Regions from separate parts of the Homo sapiens genome. Here region 1 is linked to region 2. The links are chromatin loops, found by intact Hi-C in ENCODE. Cell type or tissue: transverse colon. All regions are shown on one strand. Region 1 overlaps DNAH17 (dynein axonemal heavy chain 17). Region 2 has its middle 14 kb from the start of SCAT1.

Evidence for each region. A loop is a pair of places that touch in the nucleus more often than their neighbours do. Peaks named below come from ENCODE experiments on the same cell type or tissue, not always from the same donor. Only the 100,000 strongest peaks of a DNase experiment are listed, where the experiment ranks them.
Region 1: a loop joins it to region 2, with 2.8 times the contacts of the local background. A loop is called at or near these places in 2 of 110 quality-filtered maps.

The regions. Positions count from the first base shown.
Region 1 is chr17:78,564,030-78,566,529 of GRCh38, forward strand. All of the region lies in intron 11 of DNAH17 (dynein axonemal heavy chain 17), which reads right to left. Among named protein-coding and RNA genes, the nearest start is that of DNAH17, 12 kb to the right of the region's middle. In transverse colon, no CTCF peak of the experiment used is centred here; no DNase peak of the experiment used is centred here; H3K27me3 peaks cover 590 bases.
Region 2 is chr17:78,644,844-78,647,343 of GRCh38, forward strand. No RefSeq gene overlaps it. Among named protein-coding and RNA genes, the nearest start is that of SCAT1, 14 kb to the left of the region's middle. RefSeq lists enhancers at 900-1,401, 1,112-1,571. In transverse colon, no CTCF peak of the experiment used is centred here; a DNase peak (open chromatin) is centred at 1,228; H3K27ac peaks cover 921 bases; H3K27me3 peaks cover 1,202 bases.

The DNA.
Region 1 (2,500 bases), 81 kb before region 2:
ATGCAGGGGAAAGCCTGGGGCGGGGTGACTGCATTTGTTCCTCGCTAGCTCCATTCTGCAGAGGTCGGGTTGGGTTTCTTCCAGGACCTCCTGCTCCTCACAGGGTAGGGGCCTAGGGCTCCCGAGGGGTCACAAAGTTGAACTCGCCAACCCAGCTCCCTCCCCACTGCCGGATCCCCTAGTGAACCCTGGGGGAGGTTCAGCCCAGACCCGTACGCTGGTCCTTATCTGCTCTTCCCCTTGTGCCAAACTAGATGCAGGTGGCACAATCTCCATGTTGGGGACAGCAAGACTCTGGGGACTCATCTGGCCCTGGCCGGGTGACCAAGTTACTTAATTTTTCAGATTTTTCCACATCGGAACAGCAGCAGGGAGTCACAGCACCTCCCCGTGGAGCCAGTGTTAGGGGTGCAGGAGCCACAGAAGCCAGCTGCCCGCCCGCCCAGCCCATAAGCCTGTGCCCCATCTTTAATTTTGGAGACCCAAAAGTGAGGTTTCCAAATGAAAGAATTGGCTCCATTGGGACCCTTCTGCGCTGGGGCAGTCCTGACGCTTTTGTGTTATCCTTCAGGGGCTCCACGTGGAAGGCTTATGCTAGAGCGAAACTACCTCCCAACAACATTCAGAACAACCAGCCTCCCTTGTCAAGAGCCAGTTGTGCACTGCAGGAAATACTCAGAAGCGCCTGCCCTGTGCTAGGCTCAGTTCTAAGGGAACTCAAATCCAGTGCCTGACCTCAGGGAGTTTACCTTCTAGTCAGGAAGACAACGAACACACAGACATTAGTATACAAATGAATATGAGGGAAGGCCATTGCTGAGAAGGGACCAGCCTGGGGGCATTTGAGTGGAAGGAAGGAAGTGAGGACCCTGCAACTAGATGCAGCTACCTGGGGAAGAGCCTTCTGAGAAAGGGAATGTTGCCAGATTCTTTGCTTAGCCAAAGATTCTCATCAGGGTCTCCATCCTCCACCATCCCGCAGGGGATGTCTGATTACCCTAACCTGCTTCCAGCTAGAATCTTGAAGTTGGTTTAGCTAGAATCCCCCAACCCCTGATGTCCCCTCTAAGTAATTTTCTATCCATGGACTCCCACCCTGCTCCTTTGCTAGAAATTCCTACTTACCTGCAGTGTATTCAAAGCTGAGCTCCCATCGCTCTCCCTACACCTGTATCTATTGAGATGGTATAAATCGTGAGTAAGGTCTGAATCAAGTCAGCCTCATCTTGCTTTAGCAAGTATAACTGAATAATTTTTTCAACCACAGCAAGGAGGTGCTGTATTAATTTGCATTCATTGATATTTTGCCTGGAACACCAACTCGATCCAAGACTTACTTGATCCTTAATTTGCGGAGCTTCAAACTCTCATGTATTTGCATTTTTGCAAGAGCATTCAAAAGGGCAAAGGAACATCCTGACGTTTGTCGGGGAGAGATCTTTGTCCTTAGCAATCTCAGCCTTGAAATCCTCCTGAAAGATGACCACCAGCCCAGGCTGCCCAGGCCAACCCAATTGCCTTCACAGTCATGGGAGCTGGTCCGGCTAAACTGTTCAGATCAGGGGCCCTGGAAGCAGTCAAGCCCAGAACTCATGGGCCTGGGAAACATAGCAAAACCTTGTCTCTACAGAAACAAAAAGTAGGCCAGGCGTGGTAGCTCACGCCTGTAATCCCAGCACTTTGGGAGGCTGAGGTGGGCGGATCACCTGAGGTCAGGAGTTCGAGACCAGCCCAACATGGCAAAACCCCATCTCTAGCAAAAATAGAAAAATTAGCCAGGTGTGGTGGCGTATGCCTATAATTCCAGCTACTAGGGAGGCTGAGGCAGGAGAATCGTTTGAACCCGGGAGGCGGAGGTTGCAGTGTGCTGGGATTGTGCCACTACACTCCAGCCTGGGCAACAAGAACAAGACTCCATCTCAAAAAACAAACAAACAACAAAAACAAAACAAAACAAAAAACAAACAAACCCCTTAAAACTAAAAATAGAGACCCCAGAGACCTCCCTTGCCCCTTCTGCCATGTAAGGACCAAATGAAAAGATGGCCTTCTAGGAACGGAAGTAGACCCTCACCAGACACCGAGTCTGCTGGACCTCCCAGCCTCCAGAACTGAGAGAAGTGAAATGTTTGTTGTTTAAGCCACCCGGTCTACAGCAGTTTGTTATAGTAGCCTGCATGGACGAAGGCACTCTATAAATTCAGCTCAGTGGGCCAAAATCTGCATTAATTTTATTTTTACACCAACTTTACCTCTTTAACTTTCACTCCTTTTGAGTAGTGGGAAAACTGAATCAAGAATAAATGGTCCCCTTGTTTCTTAGTGAGCATAAGAAGTATCAGTAAAATAATGCCATCTCACACTCACTTGCTCCTCTTCCTCTAGGATGTGGCAGTAAGAACCATCAGGAGCTACACTGGGTGTTCACGGCTGACTGACTCTGAGGCACAGGAGACGGGCCCTCCCTCCCTGGACATCAGCTCTACATGGAGAGGATGAA
Region 2 (2,500 bases):
CGCAGATGGAACGTCAGGAGTGCAGACTAGTGAAGGGGAAGAAAGGATGCCAGCCATCTATGAGTCTGCCTGTGTCTTATTCTCTAATATCAGACCATAGCTATTTATGGATCCACCAGGAGCCATTAACTTCTGCGTCTACCTAGCGGTTGGAAAGTGGCCAGCGTAGCTGAACAGTAAATGAAGCTGACGGGTCAGCAGGTGTTACAGATCAGGAGACTCGACGCCGTGCCCAAGCCCTTCCCCGCTGCATCCTTCACTCATGATTCTAGGAAGGCCAAGTCCAGGGGAGGCCCTGAGATGAGCCTGTGGGAAAGCACACACTTCCTTACTAAAAGGGACAGATGCAGATGGCACGGTCTCCATCACATCCCTTCTCCTGCCCTGAATGCAGACCCACTCCTGGGCCGCCCAGGTCATCGCACCGCCATGGTGGGCCTTCAGGAGGATGACAGCCTCTGTGGCAACGGTAGGGGCAGCTGAAACACGTGCCTCTTTGTCATAGAGAAAAACACATCTCTATCTGCCCAAACCACCACTGGTGGCCATTCAGTTATGGGCAGCCCTACGCGTTCCCGAGTGAATCATCATGGTGGGTAATACTCGTATCTCTGATGCATTTAGTGAAAACACCATTAACAAGCCATTCAACGACGTTATCGTTGCCTCGCCACAGAAGAGGCAAGGCAGGGGATATGAAAGTGTGCAGCTTGCGGAGAAGGTGAGTGGCTGGTAGGGAATGCTCTTTAATAGGCAGCGCCCCTGCAGGGAGGGGACTCAGAGTAACGATTCCATCCGCACCTGCAGAACTGAGAGCACCAGAAACTCCTCACCTGCGCGCATCATCCAGGCAGGTTAACAGCGGGGACCAAGGACCAGCTTTAAGGGAGTGATATCACTGAGCTTGTCCCCAAAGTTTAGTAAATACACAATGCATGCAAAGTCTGAAAAACTGCCGATAGCGTTTAACGAATGCACAGAGCCCCACTCCGTGAACCACTGTCATATTTTAGACAATCCAGGCGAGTCAGCCCTGGCCAGCCCTGCTCTTCTCTGCAGTGTTTATCAGGGAGTGTATCAATGTCGGGAAAACTTCCTAAGGAAGTTCACCCCCAGAAGAACAGCTTAGGTCATGATTATCCTGCTGAGGTCAGCAGCACATGGTTGTCCGACTCCTGGGAGAAAAGAGGATGTGAAACCCTCGGAAGGGTGAAGGGTGCGGCAGGCGGGACTCATCCGGGGAGGTGTGGCCAGGAGGATGTTCTGACGGGAAACGGCGTCATCGGAAAGCCCCTCCCCAGCTGCTCCTCAGTTGCAGGGAGGAAAAAGAAACAGCGATTCTGCAGTGGAGAAGTTGGGCACACCTTCATTGGTGGTGGACAGTGATGTCCCTAGCGAAGGGTGGTGGGACCTGGAGGGCCCTAGAGGGGACGCTCAGAGTTGGGCCAGCACCCCCAGCATGGGGTCCCGGCCAAAGAGTCAAAACCTCTGTCTACTCGTGGGGAAACACAGGACAAACCCCAAATGAAGGGCCATCCATTATCAAAGGAGGGGAGTATTCTTTAAAAAGAAAGGCTGTCGGGGCCGGGCACGGTGGCTCACGCCTGTAATCCCAGCACTTTGGGAGGCTGAGGTGGGCGGATCACCTGATGTCAGGAGTTCGAGACCAACCTGACCAACATGGTGAAACCCTGTCTCTACTAAAAATACAAAAATTAGCTGGGCATGGTGGCACACGACTGAATCCCAGCTACTTGGGAGGCTGAGACAGGAGAATCGCTTGAACCCTGGAGGTGGAGGTTGCAGTGAGCCAAGATCACACCACTACACTCCAGCCTGGGCAACAGAGTGAGACTCTGTCTCCAAAAAAAAAAAAAGAAAAGAAAAGAAAAGAAAGGCTGTGGGATGTTGGGATGTTCCCGACTGAAGAAGGCTAAAGAGAGAGAACAGGGTCCTGCCCAACCCTGGGCTGGACCCCAGGCTCGGAGGAAGGCTATGAATGACTTCATTGTGTCAACCCACAAGATTTGAATTCAAACAGCAGATCTGGCCAGGCACGGTGGCTCAAGCCTATAATTCCAGCACTTTGGGAGGCCAAGGTAGGTGGATCGACCTGAGGTCAGGAGTTAGAGACCAGCCTGGCCGACATGACGAAACCCCATCTCTACTAAAATTACAAAAAAAATTAGCCAGGCCTGGTGGCTGGTGCCCATAATCCCAGACACTCAGGAGGCTGAGGCAGGAGAACTGCTGGAACCCAGGAGGCGGAGGTTGCAGTGAGCTGAAACTGTACCACTTCACTCCAGCCTAGGCGACAGAGTGGGACTCTGTCTAAAAAAAAAACAAAAACCGATCAGACGGAAGTATTGTGTCCATGTTCAATCTGCTGACATTGATGACTGTACAGTGGTTACATAAGGGAATATCCCTTTTCTTAGGAAATATGCCCAAAACTGTTAGGGCCAAAGGTCTGAGGTACGTAAGCAACTTTTCAAATGCT